Regions from separate parts of the Homo sapiens genome. Here region 2 is linked to region 1. The links are chromatin contacts, found by Hi-C or POLR2A ChIA-PET in ENCODE. All regions are on one chromosome and are shown on one strand. Each heading gives the region's core, a stretch centred on a gene start or an enhancer-like site at or near the end of the contact. The rest is flanking DNA. Distances are from core to core; before and after follow the strand shown. Region 1 overlaps STK24 (serine/threonine kinase 24). Region 2 overlaps TM9SF2 (transmembrane 9 superfamily member 2).

Evidence for each region. A loop is a pair of places that touch in the nucleus more often than their neighbours do. ChIA-PET counts read pairs that join two places held with the same protein, here RNA polymerase II (POLR2A). Pooled maps may share reads with other maps.
Region 2: a loop to region 1 is called in a map with no recorded cell type, with 9 times the contacts of the local background. The contact joins two enhancer-like sites. A Hi-C loop is called at or near these places in 1 of 37 single-sample maps with no recorded cell type and 2 of 50 pooled maps. POLR2A ChIA-PET finds 5 or more read pairs at or near these places in 2 of 52 experiments (H1 and activated T-cell).

The regions. Positions count from the first base shown.
Region 1 is chr13:98,508,061-98,511,048 of GRCh38, forward strand. The region is part of intron 2 of STK24 (serine/threonine kinase 24); the gene reads right to left. Among named protein-coding and RNA genes, the nearest start is that of STK24, 68 kb to the right of the region's middle. Within about 2 kb of position 1,596, at least 29 of the 41 ENCODE cell types and tissues checked have a DNase peak (open chromatin) inside an H3K27ac peak, as active enhancers do.
Region 2 is chr13:99,541,504-99,544,491 of GRCh38, forward strand. TM9SF2 (transmembrane 9 superfamily member 2) reads left to right here. Exons shown (of 17, transcript NM_004800.3): 9 at 56-164; 10 at 2,360-2,492. Among named protein-coding and RNA genes, the nearest start is that of LINC01039, 34 kb to the right of the region's middle. RefSeq lists a silencer at 1,328-1,397 and an enhancer at 1,748-1,807. Within about 2 kb of position 1,433, at least 7 of the 41 ENCODE cell types and tissues checked have a DNase peak (open chromatin) inside an H3K27ac peak, as active enhancers do.

The DNA of each region.
Region 1 (2,988 bases), core at 346-2,845:
TAGCCTGCAATGACGGTCCCAGCTACCCAGAATTCTTCCTGCTCCCCACCGCTTCTTGCTACTTCAAATACTAAAATATGAAAGGCTAATTATAAAGCTAATAGAAGAAAAAAAATAAATATATTTGTAACCTATGAGAAGCTGATGTATTTCGTATACAGGATCCCAAAAGCAGAAATCATATAAGGTGAAAAACTGATGGATTAACTACATTAAAATCAAGGATTTTTTTCCCCAACAGAGGACGCTTCAAAGTTAAAACTAGTGTGATAAAGTCAGAGAACACACCTGTGGTATCAAAAACCAACACTAAGAGACAAGAAACATAGTAGGAAATTTCACAGAAGAATGTATGTTAATAAACAGCAAGAGTATTTGCCTACAAGTAAACCACTAGCCTTTCAGGGTCAGCAGAAAAGAATGCCAATTTAAATGCAACTTACACCACAAGCCCCACTGGAGAGCAGAAATGCTACTTAGAATTTCTGTTGGGACAGAAGATGAGATCTTTCTTGGTAAACTTATTGCTATTGTCCGGGAAAGTGAGGGTGGGAGGAACAGGGGGTATTTTAAAGGGGCCAGGGGCATGTCTGTGTACACAGTGTCTGGTTCCATGCCATACGAGCTATGGCAGAGAGAAAAAGCACTTTCCCCTAACTCTCAGAAAAGGTGGTCTTAAATCAGAATGAGTTAACTTTGTAACATACCACAAACTAACCTTCAGGGCCACGCCTCATATTTTATTCCCATGAAGCTCCCACTTAAAACAATTCACACCTTCTCTGCTTTGAAGTCCATTCTTCAGCTTTGCCAATTTCAAAGCTGTTTCATCAGTTCTCAAAGGGATGGTCAAGCTTGAGGAATGTGACTAGCGCTGGTGAGACTCACAAGAGCTCCTGTTCACAGACTAGAAATAATTTGTAATGAATTAATTTGTAATGTGGCTACCAGGCCAAAACATATAGTTTTGGGCACCCTTTTTTAGTTTCACAATACTTCATAAGCCTAATTATCAGACAATTATTTCCTGACTAGAAAATTGAAAGGGAATTTGATAATCACATGTAATAAACACATTAAACTATAGAAAACTTCCTAGGAGATATGAATTCAACAGAATAATCCTAATGGTTAAGAACATACATAGATGCTCAAAGTTATGATTAATAGAAATGGAAATAAACATAAAATACTGTTATAGCTAAGAGATTGGTGAAAGAAAGTTTTATAGTATCAATGTTGCCAAGAACGTAGACAAACCATGCTCAACACAATTAGCCATGATTAGTCATGAGGGAAATGCATGTGAAAACCATGAGATACTGCTTAACACAATTTTAAAAAAACAAACAAGGGGAAATTGAAACCTTCATTCACTACCATGAGAACATAAGCCACTACTGAAAACAGTCTCAACAGTTCCTCAAAAACAAAAAAAAAAACCAGTTCCTCAAAAGGTTAAACATAAAATTTGTATATTACAGTAAACTCTTCAAATTTTATGTTGCCTTGGCATCCATTTTGAATACAAGTTTAACTTTCTCATACCAGAAGCAGGGCTTAGTCACCCTTGACACGGTCTCCAGTTCTAGACCACACCCAAAAGGCCCAGCTCGCTGGCCAAGATAAGAACTTAGAGGCATCTCCTACACCCAGCAGACTGAGCTCCCCATGTTCCATCTGCTTCCTTTAAACAGAACACTCAGGCCTGCCCGAGAACTTACAGAGCCCCACGCCCTGTTCCCTCTTATATAATGTATACTGCCAGTTGTGCACACTCTCTCTGTCGCTCTCTCTCTCTGCCTGACTCTTCATTCTTGCCTTGTGTAACCCAGGACAGAGGACTGCCTCCTGCCCAGGATATGTAAGTAATAAGTCTTTGAACTTGGATTTGACCACGACATATTATATGTAATATCAAAATATCACATGTACCTCAGATATCTGTACAATCATTATGTAGCCATTTTTCAAAAGCATCTTCTAAAATATATGTTTGAACTTGCTTCCTGTTGTGATGGTGTACGGACTCTGTACCCTCCATCCGAAGAACCAACCACATTACCCCAGGACGTGTGGGAGCAAACAAGGTTGGACTCCCAGCACCAGAATGATGGCCAGGTAGTCAGACAAGACCCACAGGGGTGTCCGTCAGTATAAACAAGTTTCCCGAGTCGGGGCTCAGACCATTATGCGTGAGCCCATCCACCAGGTAAAAGAAGCATCCTGTGAAAGGCACACGGTCATCACCCACATCCAGCTGCCTTTCAGTTCCCCTTAGGGAAGGGTCGCTAGCTACTCTGATACTGGAACCCAATTCAGATGGGGGCTCCCAAAACACATTTGACCCAATAACCCCACTCCCAAGTAATACATCCAAAAGAAAGGAAAACATATCCACACAAAAACTTGTACACGAATGTTCATGGGAACAGTATTCACAACAGCCAAAAAATAAAAACCCAAATATCCACCAACTGATAAATAGATAACAAAGTGTGGTCTATCCACAGAATGGAACATTATTCAGCAATAAAAAGAGCTATTGACACATGCTGCAACAGAGCCCTTGAAAACATGCCGCGTGAAACAAACCAGACACAACAGGACACATGTTCTATAATTACACTTATATGAGGTGTCCAGAATACGCAAATCTATAGAGACAGAAAGGAGACTCGGGAATCTGGGAAGAAATGGGAAGTGAATGATGATGGGTAGAGTATCTTTCGAGGGGATGAAATGTTCTAAAATTGTGGTGATGGCTGCACCGCTCTGTGATATACCAGAAACTCTTGAATTGTATATTTTAAGTGGGTGAATTGTAGATCGGTAAAGGTTTTTATTTTTTTACTTAAACACAGAAACAAAAACCCACAGCTAAACCAGGCATTTAGCTGGTAAGGCTATTCCGAACAACCACACGGTAGTATTTTTTCCTTACTAATAAAAGAGATAGACAGTGTCTCACTCTGTTACCCAGGCTGG
Region 2 (2,988 bases), core at 183-2,682, 1.0 Mb after region 1:
TTTACTGTTCCTAGGATTAAGCTACAGATTACTCATGATGTGCTTATTTCTACAGCATTATGAATTCCCTGGTCATTGTTCTCTTCTTATCTGGAATGGTAGCTATGATTATGTTACGGACACTGCACAAAGATATTGCTAGATATAATCAGATGGACTCTACGGTAAGTGGAAACATTTTAGTCTTTAGTCTGCCAAGGACACTGTTTATTGTTATTTTGCAAAAAGGTAAAATAATAGCTTTAGAATCTGCTTTTAAAACATTCTTCAAAAAACAAAAACAAAAACAAAAAAATTCTTCTCAAAAGTTATCTTGAATTCACATTTTCAAATAAGAAAGTGATACTTAAGAATTAATATTCTTGGCTGGGCGCGGTGGCTCACACCTGTAATCCCAGCACTTTGGGAGGCCGGGGTGGGCGGATCACCTGAGGTCAGGAGTTCAAGACCAGCCTGACCAACATGGTGAAACCCCATCTCTCCTAAAAACACAAAAATTAGCTGGGTGTGGTGGTGGGGACCTGTAGCCCCAGCTACCTCGGGAGGCTGAGGCAGGAGAATTGCTTGAACCCAGGAGGCGGAGGCTGCAGTGAGCCAAGATCGTGCCACTGCACTCCAGCCTGGCAACAGAGCAAGACTCTGTCTCAAAAAAAAAAAAAAAAAATAGAAATGGAGTCAGCACAGCCTTGGGAGCTGACCTGTTCACAGCCTCCTGTGTGGGAATGGACTGGTGCAGCGTGGGGTGTAGGTGCACAGTTACAACTCTGTAAGGTTTCTCCATCCCTGACACATACCTGTTTGTGAAACCACAAAGTTGAATGGAATAACTCCTAAGCAATTTTTATTTGTGTGGTTAATTTTTTAAAATTAATCTTAACAAATTTGTATCATTTCAACCTTTTGATATATTTAAAATAATTGCATGTTCCAGCCTCTTTAGTCTCAAACTTTTTAAGTTGCACAGTGTTACACATTTTCTACTCTTCATTTCATGGCAGCATAATAAAAGAATTTTCACAAGAATCACAGTAATTTGGAATGAATGCAAAAAACTCAGGTTTTTATTGTATTCTCTTCCCCCAGCTTCTTCAGCCTCCTGTCCCCCAACCTCTCTGACCTGTTCTGATTGGGGAAAATATATATGAATATTCATAAGCTTTTAACGTTTGTACTCTATAGTCTCTTTCCTATGATTTTTATTGATTTTATGTCTTATTAAATATTAAAATGATTTTAAAATACTCTGTTTATAATTGGCTGTTCCACATAATTGCTGTTAATGGAGTTTTATCTTAATTTGCACAGCGTTGCCATGTGGAACCAGGCCAGTGGTGACTCTGCTTCCACAACCCTGTCCTACTTCCCATCTCTTAGCACAGCAGTCAGAGTGAAACTGCTCAAACAGAAGTCAGATCATTTCACTCTTGAGCACGGCCCTCCAGGGACTTCTGTTCAGTCAGAGCAAGAGTCAGAGGCTTTACAGTGGCTTCTAAGGCCCCACGTTACCTCAGCACTCTGCTGCACCTGTGCCGGCTACCTTGCTGTTCCTCAGACCAGGCAGACATAGGTTTCCACCTCAGAGCCTTCACGAAGCTCACTGTTTTATCTGCTAAGAAGGTCTGCCCCTCATTTACATGGCTAGTTCCCTTACCTCCCTCCGATCTTTACAAAATGTGATCTTCCCATTGAACCCCTCCCAGCCATCACATATGTTACATCCTGTCCTGCACACACCCATACATCCTGTTTTTCTGTACAGCGCTTATTACCATCTAATGTACAGTATACTTTCCTGACTTATTTTGTTTATTGTCTGCCTTCCCAATGAGATCATGTACTCCTGAGAGTAGGAATTTTTCTGTTACACTCACTGTGGTATCTGGTGTTTTAAACAGAGCCGAGCTTATAGTTGGTGCTCAATGAATGTTTACATCCATGCTTACTGTATTAGCAAAGTAGCTAGAATATGAGAGCTAATGCCATTTGCTTATTGTGGAGATCATTAAGAGTAGGATGAAGAGGATAGAATGTGACTAAAAATCGTCATCAAGTCAGATCACAAAGCTTGACTTAGAGTAGAATTAGGTAGCAATCACATTGTCTTTGTAAAGTTTCTCAATAAGTATATTTGTAGACCTTAATGTCATAAATTTAAGAAACTGACATATAAGACAGTTCAGCAAAGCCATATTAAGCTCCATGAGTCAAGCTGTATTCTTCAAAATTGAAATAGGTACTAACATTTTTAAGTTTAAAAAAAACCTGTTTTCTGTAACAGCATATTCAACAGTGAACAAACTGTCTATAGTTGTCTTGTTGATACCATGAGACAATCGAACTGATTTCATTCCCCTTTTAGGAAGATGCCCAGGAAGAATTTGGCTGGAAACTTGTTCATGGTGATATATTCCGTCCTCCAAGAAAAGGGATGCTGCTATCAGTCTTTCTAGGATCCGGGACACAGATTTTAATTATGACCTTTGTGACTCTATGTAAGTGTTAACTGAAAATTTTCAAGTAGAAAATACTTTCTAAATACAGTAATTGCTTAAAAACCAGTTTTTCTGGCCGGGCATGGTGGCTCATGCCTGTAATCCTAGCACTTTGGGAGGCCAAGGCGGGTGGATGACAAGGTCAGGAGTTTGAGACCAGACTGGCCAATATAGTGAAACCCCGTCTTTCTACTAAAAATACAAAAACTGGGCATGGTGGCAGGTGCCTGTAATCCCAGCTACTTGTGGGGCTGAGGCAGTAGCTTGAACCTGGGAGGCGGAGGTTGTAGTGAACTGAGATTGCGCCACTGCACTCCAGCCTGGGTGACAGTGCAAGACTCCATCTCAAAAAAAAAAACAAAAAACACCACAGTTTTTCTAAGTGGGTAGGTAAGCCAGATTATTTCTGAGCATCCTTTAGGTTCTCAAAATCTAAGTGACTTGGGGCAGGTTTAGTTGCACCCAAAGACTGACTCTTGGTTTCTCCCTTCAGCTC